2 separate regions of the Homo sapiens genome follow, and region 2 is linked to region 1. Evidence: chromatin contacts called from ENCODE Hi-C or POLR2A ChIA-PET data. All regions are on one chromosome and are shown on one strand. Each heading gives the region's core, a stretch centred on a gene start or an enhancer-like site at or near the end of the contact. The rest is flanking DNA. Distances are from core to core; before and after follow the strand shown.

What was found. Hi-C counts contacts between places; a loop is a spot of excess contacts on that map. ChIA-PET counts read pairs that join two places held with the same protein, here RNA polymerase II (POLR2A).
Region 2: a loop to region 1 is called in a map of sigmoid colon, with 2.0 times the contacts of the local background. The contact joins the promoter of TMEM14C here to the enhancer-like site in region 1. A Hi-C loop is called at or near these places in 1 of 168 maps with a recorded cell type or tissue (sigmoid colon). POLR2A ChIA-PET finds 5 or more read pairs at or near these places in 3 of 52 experiments (Panc1, activated B cell and activated CD4-positive, alpha-beta T cell).

What each region holds. Positions count from the first base shown.
Region 1 is chr6:10,606,459-10,613,915 of GRCh38, forward strand. All of the region lies in intron 3 of GCNT2 (glucosaminyl (N-acetyl) transferase 2 (I blood group)), which reads left to right. Among named protein-coding and RNA genes, the nearest start is that of C6orf52, 84 kb to the right of the region's middle. Within about 2 kb of position 4,015, at least 4 of the 41 ENCODE cell types and tissues checked have a DNase peak (open chromatin) inside an H3K27ac peak, as active enhancers do.
Region 2 is chr6:10,717,221-10,724,677 of GRCh38, forward strand. TMEM14C (transmembrane protein 14C) reads left to right here and starts at 5,850. Exons shown (of 6, transcript NM_016462.4): 1 at 5,850-6,021; 2 at 7,350-7,413. The coding sequence starts at 7,394. RefSeq lists silencers at 2,907-3,066, 3,397-3,536, 5,781-5,910 and an enhancer at 5,850-6,746.

The sequences.
Region 1 (7,457 bases), core at 2,765-5,264:
ACATTTGTGACCATCTTTTGCAGCCTGCCACAACAAATCAAAATATATCCTTGTTTAGCAGAAACATATGATAAAGCAAGATATTTATTGGGATCTCTTTTAAAAATGAGTTTTTTCTAGTTAATTTTGAGAATGTACCTTTAACTTCCATTAAAGAAATTTAATGGAAATTTCCATTAAAGAAATTTAATGGAAATTTCCATTAAAGAAATTTAATAGTGGTTGAGAAATTTTTAAAATCGCCACCTGCCCAGCAGTGGTCATAAAAGTAACATTTTAAAAATAAAATGCAGAAAACGATAAAGACTAAAATAAAAATCATCACTAAACTCAATACTCAGAGATAATAGTTCAGTATATGTTTTTTATATAAAAGCATAGTTTTACATGTCTTTACTGGTTTTTATAACCAGCTCTCCTCATGTATTAGTCCATTCCCATTGCAATAAAGAAATACCTGAGACTAGGTAATTTATTTATTATTTATTTTTATTATTTATTTTTTTGAGACAGAGTCTCACTCTGTCACCCAGGCTGGAGTGCAATGGCGTGACCTCGGCTCACTGCAACCACCGCCTTCCGGGTTCAAGCGATTCTCCTGCCTCAGCCTCCCAAATAGCTGGGATTACAGGGGTGCACCACCACACCCAGCTAATTTTTTGTATTTTTAGTAGAGACGGGGTTTCACCATGTTGGCCGGGCTGGTTTTGAACTCTTGACCTCAGGTGATCTGCCGAGACTGGGTATTTTATAAAGAGAAGAGGCTTAATTGCCTCACAGTTCCACAGGCTGTACAGCAAGCAAAATCCTGGCATCTGCTCAGCATCTGGGGAATCCTCAGGAAACTTTCAAACATTGTGGAAGGCAAAAAGGGAGCAAGCATCTCACATGGCTGGAGCAGGAGGAAGAGCAGAACGGGGAGATGCCACACACTTTTAAACAGCCAGATCTCACGAGAATTCTATCACGAGACAGCGCTAGGAGGACGGTGCTAAACCACTGGAAAACGCCCCCACGATCCAATCACCTCCCACCCAGACCCCAGCTCCAACGCTGAGGATTACAATTCAACATGAGATTTGCGCAGGGACACAGATCCAGACCATTTCACCTCACCTAACAGTATGTCATGGCTTTCCATGTCATGAAGAGTTTGTCACCATAATTTTTAATAGCTCTGTAGAGTGCTATCATTTGAATGCAATATAATTTATTTAGAAAAGCCCTAACTTACAGACATTTGGGGGGTCTTATTGGTAATCAGTTGTTTTGTTAATAAAATTGATAATTAATGATGATAGATACTTTAACAGCACTATGTACCGAGCGCCATTCAGAGGGTTTTAAGTATATTATGTACTTCACAATAAGTTCACATGGTAAACATGCTGCTTTTACTCTAATTTTGAGATAGGGAAACTGAGGAACAGAGAGATTAGATAACCTGTCAGTGGTCTCACAGTTAGTAATTGACAGAGCAGGCACTTGAATCCTGCTTAGGTTCGAGAACTTGCTTAGGTTTCAGAATCTCTCCTCTGCCTCAAATAATAATTTATAAATAACTTCCTTGAGACAGATTCCAATAGATTGAAATGCTGAGTCAAATGGTATGCACTTTTTTTTTTTTTTTTTTTTTGAGATGGAGTTTCACTCTTGTTGCCCAGGCTGGAGTGCAGTGGCACGATCTCGGCTCACTGCAATCTCTGCCTCCCGGGTTCAAGTGATTCTCCTGCCTCAGTCTCCTGAGTAGCTGGGATTACAGGCATGCGCCACTACGCCTGGCTAATTTTGTATTTTTAGTAGAGACGGGGTTTCTCCATGTTGGTCAGGCTGGTCTCAAACTCCCGACCTCAGGTGATCCACCTTGCCTCAGCCTCACAAAGTGCTGGGATTACAGGCGTGAGCCACCACGCCTGGCGATATGCACATTTTTAAGGCTTTTAATCCAGAATGTCATATTGCTCTTCCAAAAATTGTACCAATTTATACTCCCACTTGCGGGTTTGAGGGCTCCATTTCACTCTACCTTTTCCACTATGGGGCATTATTATTTTCTAAATCTTTGCGAGCTTGATAAGTATAAAAAGAGGAATTACTAGGTGCAGTGGTACATGTCTGTAATCCTAGCCACTCAGGAGGGTGACATGGGATGATCCCTTGAAACCAGGAGTTCAAATCCAGCCTGCGCAATAGAGCAGAGACATTGTCTCTAATAAACAAACACAAAAAGAGAGGCTACCTTAGGGTTTTAACTTTAGTAACTTAGTTCCTAACAAGGTTGAGCATGTTTTCTTATGTTAGACATTTGCATAAGCCAAGGTGCAAAGAGCTGTGTGAAAATGGAAGACCAATTCAGGAATTCCCAGATGTGTGGCAGGACATTTGGGTGTGTGTGGACATTGTTGAAAGATGAGGCCTGGAACCCAGTGTTGCAAACTACATGTCAACAGGGCCAGACAATGTAGGTGAATGAAACACGTTGGGGCCAGGGTGGCCAGAGAGCTCCTGGATGCCTAAAACCCCGGTGAATTGTTGTCAAGGGACAATAGGAATTCAGACTTCCATAGAAAATCTGGTTTTTCCATGTTGGCTCAATTCCACCCTACTGCAGGGGTCAAACCAAACAGGCCTACCAATCAAATGTGGTTTATGGGCTCCCAGTCTGCTGTTTGTAGTCTGGAGGTGTCTTAGTTTATTTTCTGCTGTGTAACAGAATCCCTGAGACTGGGTAATTTATAAGAAAAGAGGTTTATCTGGCTCCTGATTCTGGAGGCTGGGAAGCTCAAGAGCACAGCAGTGGCATCTGGTGAAGGCGTTCATGCTGCATCATCTCATGGCATAAAGTGGAAGGGCAAGAGAGCACATAAGAGTGAGAACCAAGAGAGGGTCAAGCTTGCTTTTACAATAAATCCACTCCTGTGATAATGAGCCCAATCCTGCAATTATGAACCCATACTCAAAATAATGACATTAGTCCATTCATGATGTCAGAGCCCTCATGACCTGGTCAGTTCTTAAGGTCCCACCTCTCAAAACTGTTGCACTGGGGATCAAGTTTCCAACACATGAATTTTGGGGGACACATTCAAACCATAGCAGAGGGCAAGATTGTAAAAGCTCTTATGTGTTGTGGTCAGCATTTTGGGATCTTCCTGGCCGGAATGTGATCTATAGAACTGAAGTGATGGGTCTGGCCAGGGTTATAATTCTGAGGAGCTGGCTGGGGCAGTCTGCTTGGTTAGTGACAGTATGAAGCAAAGGAAAGAAATGACAGTTCAGAATCTAGCTCTTGAGGGAGGAGATAAGCATGAAGCTGGGTCCAGGGGAACAAATGTAGAAATGTAAAATGAGAAATGAAGTGAGGAGTTGGAATTCTGGTAAGGGTGGTAAGAGGCGGCAGAAGAGGTCTAGGATGAGACCAAGTCTGAGTTTGCTTGTTTGTTGGAGGGTGAGTGGTGGTGGGGCATCTCAAGCTGGCTTGAAAAATCAGACACAGGGTCAACCATTCAAATAGAAGGGTGACAGGATCAGTGCTGATTATAGGAAGAGCCATCTGGTGGTATTGACTGCATCTGGTGGAAATACTGCAGACAGAGAGACCCACTGGCAGGCAATTACAGTCTTCTTGATGAGAGATGTTGAGCACCTGAGTGAGGACTGTGGCATCAAAGGAAAGCAAAAGGTATGTGTTTGAGCAATGCTATTATCAACCAGCTTGGAGAACTGCTGGTAGATTGGAAATCCATTGGCGACTCCTGTACTGTGCAAAATTTCAACAGTCGTAGCTGGAAGGGAATAACTAGTGCATTAGGTTAATCGTGAAGGTGAAAGATTTTGAAGTATGGCAGGGTTTAGTGGAGCAAAGAAGGGAACATTCTCAGGCTACATGTCTGGGAATATGGAAGCTGAAGGCCTTCACCACCTCAGGAAAATCTGCTATAATTAGAAGAGTGTTTGACAAGAGCTAAAAATTATAAACAGCAGAGATGCATAGGCAGGCGGCCAATGGACCATGTCAGCATTGTAATGAAATCTGAACTGCTCTGAGCCAAGGATTGCCTATGTTTCTCAACTTTTTACTGACATTGCCTAGTCTTCACCAGAAGACTGTCCAAGAATGACTCTGGCTTGAAGGCATTTAGGCTGCTACTGAAGATATTAATAAATATAAATTCTCTAGATACATTAAGCTGAAAACCCCAAGAATATCCCATTCATGGCTTTACCTCCACCATCTACTCTGGAATGTTGGAGGCATGCAAGAAAGTATTTGAATAAGTGAGTAAATTATCTGGAAACAAAATCAACAAGTTCTTTAGCACATCTGCACTCCTAAACTAGAGCCTAGAAAATTCACTTAAATTTTCTAGGCTGTAGTTCACATAGCTTGGTAACGAGGGGGAGGCATTAGGAAATTTTTGAAATCCATTCAATTCTAAAATTCAGGGGTTTTCCTCCTTTCTTCATTTCATCTTTTCCTTTTAAACTAAGGAGTGAATTTGTTGGCAGTTATGCGAGATGAGTGCAGAGATGTCATATTAAGAATGCTATACCACTGTCTCAGGGACTACAAAACTAGAAACATCCACATCAAACAAAACAGGGTCTCTTTTAGTAAGTTTCTCGTGTTAAAAATCCTAAATAGGCCAAATGTGATGGCTCATGCCTGTAATCCCAGCACTTTGGGAGGCCAAGGTGGGAGGATTGCTTGAGTCCAGGAGTTTGACAGCCTGGGCAACATAGTGAGAGGAGAGCCATGTCTATTTGAAAAAAAAAAAAAATCCTAAGTGATCAATTGATCACTTGAACTGGTTCAATTGATCAATTGAACCAGTACTGGGTGGAAACAAATATATACTTTTAATTTCTTTCTTTCTTTTTTTTTTTTTTTGAGACGGAGTCTCGCTCTATTGGCAGGCTGGAGTGCAGTGACGCGATCTCAGCTCACTGAAACCTCCGCCTCCCGGATTCAAGCAATTCTCCTGCCTCAGGCTCCCAAGTAGCTGGGACTACAGGTGTGCGCCACCACGCCCGGCTAATTTTTGTATTTTTAGTAGAGACGGGGTTTCACCATGTTGGCCAGGATGGTCTCGATCTCTTGATCTCGTGGTCTGCCCGCCTCGGCCTCCCAAAGTGCTGGGATTACAGGCGTGAGCCACCATGCCCGGCCTATGTACTTTGAATTTCCAAAAATGACCCAAATTAGCAATCAGAATAAGAGGCTACAAGTTATTTAACACTACAATTCCCTGCCATTTGGTAATTTTCCATTTTTTTTGTTGTTAAAGTTAATTGAATTATTAGAATTAGTCACAAGCACAATTACTAAATTAATGAAGCAAATAAAGCTTAGATGTATATCAATAAACTTTTGTAAAAAATATAAAAGCAATACAACATTAAAGAAAGTTTTATAAGTAAGGAAAACACTGGTATTTCCTCCACTCACATTTCACATGCAAATATTTGTGCATGGTTTATTAATAGTATACAATTTCATATTCTGGTGTTTTTGTGGGGTTTTTTTTTTGTTTGCTTGTTTTTTTGATTCAGAGCCTCACTCTGTTGCCCAGGCTGAAGTGCAGTGGTGCAATCTCGGCTCACTGCAACCTCTGCCTCCTGGGTTGGAGCAATTCTCCTGCCTCAGCCTCCCAAGGAGCTGGGATTACAGGTGTGTGCCACCACGCCCGGCTAATTTTTGTATTTTTAGTAGAGACAGGCTTTCACCATGTTGGCCAGGCTGGTCTTGAACTCCTGACCTCAGGTAATCCACTCCTCTCAGCCTCCCAGAGTGCTGAGATTACAGGCGTGAGCCACCGCGCCCGGCCTTTGTTTTTGTTTTAACTTTAGATCAATCATTCTTAACCAGGGGTGATTTTGCACCTGAGGGGACATTTGGCAATGTCTGGAGAGATTTTGGTCTGTCACATCTGTGGTTGGGGACCTGCTACTGGCATCTAGTGGGAAGAGACTGGGAACACTGCTAAACATCCTAAACGACATAGGTCAGCCCCCACGACAAAGAATTACCTGGTCCAAATGTCGATAATGCTGAGGTTGAGAAAACTGCTTTAGATTATAGTAAAAAAAGCGGTCTTTTCCACAGAAACATTATCCCCATGATTTTATTAAAGGGATTATATTTTCAACCATGTATTTAGTGGTTATGTATGCCAGGCATTGCAAAGCACTGTACACAGATTTTTCTCATTTAGCCCTCCCAAAACCCTGTGAGGTTTTAAAGACGAGTACACCATGTCTTAAAGAGATTCAATAGTTGTTCAGAGTCATACAGTTAGTGGTAGCAATGCTTGTCTCTCCGACTTCAAAGCTGGTGCTGTCAGTTATCGTGTGTAATGTCATAATGAACATCTTCATATACGGATTTCTGCATTTTAAAAGTCCCTTCCGTAGCTTATTTTGAAGATATTAAAGGGTCAAAGGGAATTGGCAGTTATGGTGGCTTTTCCTACATGTTTCTAAATTGATTTTCTACAGCTGAACCAATTTCAGCACTACCATTGAATTGTGAGAAAGCCCTTTCAATATATTCTCATCAGCATTGACTATTTAACATTTAAAAACAAAATTCCTTGTTTTCTTAAGAAATTAAAAAGTATATATGTGAGCTTAAATAATAAGCAATTTCTGGAACTTGTTACCACAGATAGTTCTCCCAAAATGAGGACCAAACTGTGTAAGAATAATGAGAACGTCAAGTCAATATAAATAAAGCTTGCATTTCAAAGAATCATGTTTAACAAACGCAGTTATTTGACTAAGAAAGGCTGAGCCCCAAGAAAAACATTCCTGGTTACTCTGTAAACTTTGCCTCAAATGCTCTGTTTATATAAGCCTATGAAGAGCAAATGAGAGAATTGGATTTTATAGTTTAAAATGTTTTCTCAGATAATATTGACTTTTTTTTTTGCCCTGTCCTAGAAATAATGAAAAATAGGCCTTTGCTAGGATTCTTGTGAATGAAGGGTACGGTCCTACCCATACTCCCCATAACTACCCTCCCAGAGTCCTGACAAAGAATAGTGATAGTGATCCTAACAGCAAATATAATAATAATAGAATCGAGTCCAGTATTTTTCCAATACTAGTTGTGTCCCATTAGAGGATACAGAAATCACTTTAGTAGTTTTTGATCAGAATTTTTAAGATGAAACTAGACCAGAAAACAACATAAAATTAACAAGTGCATCGCATGTAATAAGCACAAGTATTGTTTTATGAAACTTGTTTGCTTTATATACGTGTGTGTGTGTGATGGTATACAGTGTTTTTTCTGTGGGTTGCAGTCTAAAAGGTTGAAAAGCCACTGATCAGATTTACCTACTTCATTTGAGAGGTGAGGTTTGGAGACGTTGGATGATGTCCAGGGATACCCAGCTGGTTAGTGGCAAAGCTGGAATGAGAACGGAAGTTCCCTAATCCCTAGGCCAGTGTCT
Region 2 (7,457 bases), core at 4,600-7,099, 110 kb after region 1:
TACATATACATTTAGGATTTCTGTTTTCTTGGTGGATTGACTCTTAAATCTTTATACAATGTCACTGTCTCTGGTCATTTTCTTTGCTCTGAAATCTATCTGATAGTAATGTAGCTACTTCTGATTTCTTTTGTTTGCATGATATATTTTTTCCGTCTTTTATTGCAACTTGCCTGTATCCTTATGTTTGAAGTGAATTTTTTGTATGCAGCATATAGTTGTGTCATATTTCTTAATCCATTCTGTCTTTTAATTGATGTATTTAGACTGTTTACATTTAATGTCATTAATGTTTTAAGACTTAAGTTGGCCATTTTTTTGTTTTGCTGTTTGTGCTGTTTTTGTTTTCTTTTTCCTACTTTCCTATGAGTTATATAAACATTATTTAAAATGCTGCTTTTCTTTCTTTACACTGTTTGTTCGTTTCTTTGTTTTTGAGAGAGTCTTGCTCTGTTGCCCAGGCTGGAGTGCAATGGCGCAATCTTGGCTCATGGCAACCTCCGCCTCCTAGGTTCAAGCAATTCTCCTGCCTCAGCCTCCAGAGTACCTTGGATTACAGGGGTGTGCCACCACGCCTGGCTAATTTTTGTATTTCAGACCTTACTTTAAATCATAGCTGTACCACTGACAAAGACCGTAGATAATACAATTCTCTGAGGTTGAGTTTCTTCAAGTATAAGGTGAGGGGGAGAGTGCGGGAATCATGGTGGATGATCCTAATTAAGGTTTGAGGCTTGCGCCTGCATAGGGAAGAATGAGCCCCTAAAGCCGTTCCTGCAGGTTAAGACAAGTCTCCCTATTAATTGTTCAGGAAGGTCTTCAATTAAATTGAAGGTCTGGCATACTGCAATTCCTGCAAGTTCTTAGTCATTATCAGCGTTGGCTGGTTAGAATCAGCTGTGATAAACAAGGGCTTCAATTTTGCTATCTGCAAGGTAGGTGCTGCCACAAGTGGAAAGTTTGTCTTTAAGAATATACGCCGCGACCGGGCATGGTGGCTCACACCTGTAATCCCGACACTTGTGGGAGGCCCAGGCAGGCAGATTGCTTGAGGCTGGGAGTGTGGGACCAGCCTGGCCAACATGGTGAACCACTGTCTCTACTAAAAACACAAAAAATAGCCAGGCATGGTGCCACACATCTGTAATCTCAGCCGCTCAGGAGGCTGAGCAGGAAAATCACTTGAACCTGAGAGGCAAAGGTTGCAGTGAGCTGAGATCATGCCACTGCACTCCAGCCTGGGCAACTGTTAGAAATGCTTGTTCCCCAGCACCACAAAATAGCACTCAAACATAAATTTAATTCTCTCAGCAAGGCCATTTTCACTTCCTGCAGAAAGGGTGCTTCTCACAGATGGAACAACGGCAATAGCACACTTGAACAAAGGAAAAGCAGAGGGTTTACACATTTGGGTCCTCCTTACTGCTGTGTCCTGCATGCATTGACTGGTGCTGGACCTCGGTCTTAAATTTCCAATTTGCTAACAACCTGAAACTTTCCTAAATAGTTAGGTGCAAGGGAGGATAAAGGAGACTAAGTTGCTTATGAAAGGTTTAAGGAAATAATAACATTTCCAAATAAGGAAGGGGCATAAAATATGAGCTGAGACTTGCTTGGGCCTGTCCAGACATGCCTGAATAAGCCAAAGCAACTAACTGGGCTAAATCGTAAGAACTAACAGTTGATAGCAGGCTTTGGAGTAAGATGTGATTATTCCTGGTGTCTATTTTTAAACCAAGACAAGGTTTGAAGAGAAGCTTTTCTACTTTCTACAACAGCAAAACTCCATCTCAAAAAAAAAAAAAAAAGCAAAAACCATGCTACAAAGGCCAGCAAAGCAGCTCATGCCTCTAATCCCAGCACTTTGGGAGACTGAGGTGGGCAGATGAGATTAAGAGTTTGAGACCAGCTGGGCCAACATGGTGAAACCCCATTGTGTCTGGACTTTGTGGGTTCGTCTTGCTGACTTCAAGAATAAAGCCACAGACCCTCATGATTGAATGTTACAACTGTTAAAGATGGTGGGTCCAAAGTTTGTTCCTTCCGACATTCAGACATTATCTAGTTTCTTCCTACTGGTGGGTTCACGGTCTCACTGATTTCAGGAATGAAGCTGCAGGCCTTTGCAGTGAGTGTTACACCTCTTAGAGGTGGCACATCTGCAGTTACTTGTTCTTTCTGGTGGGTTTGTGCTCTCTGCTAGCCTCAGCAATAAAACCACCAACCTCTGCAGTCAGTGCTACAGTTCATAAAGGTGGCACATCCAGTTTTTCATCTGCTTTCAGTGGGTTTGTGGTCTCACTAGCTTCAGAAGCAAAACTGTAGCCTTATCACGGTGAGTATTAAAACTCATAAACATTGCACGGATCTAAAGAACTATCAGCACCAACATTTATTGCAAAAAGCAAAAGAACAAAGCTCTGTCAGCCCAAGAAAACACCCAAGCACGTTTCCCCTACTGGCTGTGGGTGGCCAGTTTTTATTCCCTAATCTGGCCACACCCACATCCAGCTGATTGGTCCATTTTACAGAGTGCCGATTGGTGCATTTGCAAACCTTTAGCTAGACACAGAGTGCTGATTGGTGCGTTTACAATCCTTTGGCTAGATACAAAAGTTCTCCAAGTCCTGACCAGATTAGCTAGACACAGAGCGCTGATTGGTGCGTTTACAAACCTTTAGCTAGACAAAAAACTGCTGACTGGTGCATTTACAATCCTTTAGCTAGACACAAAAGTTTTCCAAGTCCCCACCCGTCCCAGAAGCCCAGCGGGCTTCACCTCTCGCTGGGAGTTGGGTGGGACTTTTTGGCAACTAGCCTGGGCACTCCGGGAGCTCCTCCCACACAACCAAGAGGAAAAGAGGAGGAGAGAGACAGAGACCCGCCATCGTGGCCAACGACCCCGCCAAGAGGGAACGGCGGTCCACGCACTGGACCCAGCCTCCGATCAAGCCCAGCAGGGGCCGGCAGGTCGCGCCAAGTGCGGGGCCCACCGAGCCTGCGCCCACCTGGAACCCGGGGCAGCGCAGCCCCAGTCCCCGCCTGCGCCTCTCCCTCCACGCCTCCCCACGAGCAGATGGAGCCGGCTCCGGTCTCGGCCAGCCCCAGGGAGGGCCCCGCACAGCGCAGCGGCGGGCTGAAGGGCTCCTCGAGCCTGGCCGATGCTAAGGAGGCACCGAGAGCAAGCGAAGGCTGCTAGTGAGAGGTGACGACGTGCTGGCAGTCCTCAGAGCCCTCGCTCTCGGCGCCTCCTCTTCCTGGGCTCCCACTTTGGAGGCACTTGAGCCCTTTAGCCCACCGCTGCACTGTGGGAACCCCTTTCTGGGCTGGCCAAGGCCAGAGCTGGCTCCCTCAGCTTGCAGGGAGGTGTGGAGGAAGAGGCGCGAGCGGAAACCAGGGCTGCGCGCGGCGCTTCCGCGCCAGTTGGAGTTCCGGGTGGGCGTGGGCTTGGCGGGCCCCGCACTCGGAGCAGCCGGCCGGCCGGCCCTGGGCAATGAGGGGCTTGGCACCCAGGCCAGCGGCTGCAGAGGGTGTACTGGGTCCCCCAGCAGTGCCAGCCCACCGGCGCTGCGTTGGATTTCTCGCGGGGCCTTAGCTGCCTTCCGACGGGGCAGGGCTCGGAACCTGCAGCCCGCCATGCCTGAGCCTCCCACCACCTCCGTGGGCTCCTGTAGGGCCCGAGCCTCCCTGATGAGCACCACCCCCTGCTCCACAGGGCCCAGTCCCATCAACCACCCAAGAGCTGAGAAGTGTGGGCGCAGGGCGCAGGACTGGAAGGCAGCTCCACCTGCAGCCCTGGTGTGGGATCCACTGGGTGAAGCCAGCTGGGTTAAGTCTGGTGGGGAGGTGGAGAACCTTTATGTTTAGCTCAGGGATTGTAAATACACCAATTGGCACTCTATATCTAGCTCAAGGTTTGTAAACACACCAATCAGCCCCCTGTGTCTGGCTCAGGGTTTGTGAATGCACCAATGGACACTGTATCTAGCTACTCTGGTGGGGACCGTGGAGAACCTTTATGTCTAGCTTAGGGATTGTAAATACACCAATCGGCACTCTGTATCTAGCTCAAGGTTTGTAAACACACCAGTCAGCACCGTGTGTCTAGCTCAGGGTTTGTGAATGCACCAATCCACACTCTGTATCTAGCTACTCTGGCAGGACCTTGGAGAACCTTTGTGTGGACACTCTATAGCTAATCTGGTGGGGACGTGGAGAACTTTTGTATCTAGCTCAGGGATTGTAAACGCACCAATCAGCACCCTGTCAAAACAGACCACTCGGCTCTACCAATCAGCAGGATGTGGGTGGGGCCAGATAAGAGAATAAAAGCAGGCTGCCCAAGCCAGTAGTTGTAACGCACTTGGGTTTTCTTCTATGTGGAGGAGGCTTTGTTCTTTCTCTTTTTCTTTTTGCAACAAATATTGCTGTTGCTCGGTGCTTAGGTCCTGTGTTGTCTTTACAAGTGGTAACGCTCACTGCGAAGATTTGCAGTTTTGCTCCCAAAGCTACGAAGACCACGATCCCACCGGAAAGAACAAACATATTCCAGACGCACTGCCTTAAGAGCTTTAACATTCGTTATAGAAGTCTGTAGCTTTGCTCCTTGAGCCAGTCCAAAGCTAGGGAGACCACGATCCCACCGGGAAGAACAAACAATTCCAGACACACTGCCTTAAGAGCTTTAACATCCACCACAGAGGTCTGTAGCTTTGCTCGTTGAGCCAGTGAGACAGCAAACCCACCAGCAGAAAAACTCCCTGAATACTTCTAAACATCGGAAGAAAAACTCTAGAGACACTGCTTTTAAGAACTAACACTCATCGCGAGGGTCTGCAGCTTTCTCAAGTCAGACCAAGAAGCCATCAATTTTGAACACACTGGCACGTTGTGATCTCTCACTATCTCCACTAAAAATAACAAAAATTAGCCTGGCAGCCAGGGGTGGTGGTACAGGCCTATAATCCCAGCTACTCAGGCAGCTGAGGCAGGAGAATCAGTTGAACATGGGAGTCAGAGGTAGTGGTGAGACAAGATCATACGCTGCACTCCAGCCTGGGCAATAGAGTGAGACTCCACATAAAAAAAAAAAAAACTTGGCTGGAATTCGCTTTATTCACTGACAATTATATTGGTCAGATTTGTGTATGTTGATACTTGTAGGGGATGGAGAGGGAGAAGTCAACGATGACAGCAAATTTTAGTGTAGAGCAACTAAGAGAATGGTGGTGCAGGAAACGGAATAGGAGTGACTCCAAGTGGGAATGGAGATAATATGCTGTGGATATTTTGGGTCCACAGAGCTGGGTAAAAATCAGGTTTAACTTACTCCCCATCCCCCTTTAAGATGCTTCTCAAGCAGCCTCACTCCCTAAAACAAACGGATATTTGGCTTTGAGCCACATTATTCTGCAGCCCCCGTATTTTCTTCCAGGCAGGCCCTTCCTGGTGTAGACAAGATCGGGCTTGAGTGACACTCCTCCCTGATGGCCTGCATCTGGTTTATACCCTGTAACTTGTTCCTCTATTAATGGGGTCCTTCAAAATCCAGCCTCAGATTCCCTGGTCCCGCAGCGGTGGCCTCACCTCTGGCGTGGCCGAGCTCACGTGGTCCGGCTTGTGCAAGTCCCAGGTCCAACTCCGGGTCTCCTGCTTTTGGCCACTCAGGATTGGACCTGGGACTGATACTGGTCGGCCCTGCAGGCGCTGCGGACAGGGGAAGCACAGAGATTCCCCGCCGCGTTCCCTGGACTCAGGAGCTCGCCGCGATGCCCCGCCCCACTCTCCACCCGCTGAATGCAGGGCGCATGCTGCTACTTGGCGGCTCAAGCCCCGCCCGCACCGTCCCCATTCTCTGACCGCCCCTCTCCCGGTACACTGCGCAGGCACAACAGAGCCGCTCCCCTCTCCTCGCCCCGCCACCGGGACGGAGAGCGCCCGCCGCTGCATTTCCGGCGACACCTCGCAGTCATTCCTGCGGCTTGCGCGCCCTTGTAGACAGCCGGGGCCTTCGTGAGACCGGTGCGAGTATTTGGGGATTATTCTTATTTTCTGCCACTTTTAACTTTTAGGGATTATTTAGGAGTTTCACGGCCGTCTGCTTTTCGTCCCCCCGATTCAGCGGGCCTTCAGGCCGTGTGGTCGGTGCTTTTCTCGTTGGGTATTTTCTGCTTTTAAAAGAAGTTGTGGATGCGCGGAGCCCCTGGGCTCCTGAGGCAAAGGCTTACCCATGTAGCATAGTGTTGCCTCGTTTCTTGGTGATTTTCTTGCTCCATCTCTTTAAAAGCCTCCCTTACTCGGTGCCGTCTCGAGTTAAGAACTGTGGGCAAGATCCCAAGCCCGCTGCCCTTCCCTGTTTTATGGAAACTTAATTCTTTTTTTTTTTTTTTTTGTCCTTGAGGGAGGGACTTGCTCTGTCGCCCATGCTTGAGTGCAGTTGCCTGAATATGTCTCATTGCAGCCTCTGCCTCCTGGGCTCAAGCCATCCTCCCACTTCAGCCTCCCAAGTAGCTGGGATTTACAGTCGCATATCACCATGCGCGATTAATTTTTTTATATTTTTTAGTAGACAATGGGTTTCACTATGTTGGCCAGGCTGGTCTTGAACTCCTAACCCCAGGTGATCCGCCCGCCTCGGCCTCCTAAAGTACTGGGATGACAGGCGTCAGCCACTGCGCTTGGCCTAATTCTTTAAACAGAATAAACGGGGTATGCATTGCTTTCATCTTTTGGCTCACTGGACACAGGATACTTTCTGTAAGAAAATAGAAGCTGTTTTTCCAAGGGTGTAGTGTCACATGTGAATATGACCACTGTTTCCGTATATTTTATCCTCTCCTACTACTGCCCTCCTAACAAGAACTGTGAGTTGGACGCAGAAGTTTCTAAAAAAGTTGAGCTTTGAAATTGGCTGTTGCAGCAGGGATGAAAAGCAACACCCCTACCTCCCCTCAAAAGAGACATTAAAGTAGTTGGATTAAGGGCACGGGAGTATTTGCTTTTGAATTTAGTGATAACATGGGTAGCTGATGAAATGACTAACACATTCCCTGATTTTAGAGCTGGTCAGTGGATCTTGCTGAGTTTCCCGTGGGCCTATGTGATTAAAACTGAGGTTTTCATGACAATGGTCAGCATCTGTTCAGGGTTTACTAGGTGCTAAGCACCTTTACATGTGACATCCATTGAATGCTCACTACAGCCCCAGGAAATCGGTACCAGTGTTATCCTCATGGTACAGTGAAGAATACTGAGACTTAGGTTGCGTAGCTTGCAGGTTGGACACACTTCTTTCTGACTGCTGGAGAGCTGTGCTTTTAACTACCTCTGATCCAGCTTGTTTTCTGCAGGTGCAGGCCTGGGGTAGTCTCCTGTCTGGACAGAGAAGAGAAAAATGCAGGACACTGGCTCAGTGTGAGTGCAGTAAATGGGTATGGAGTAGCCAGGAGCTTCTGGAA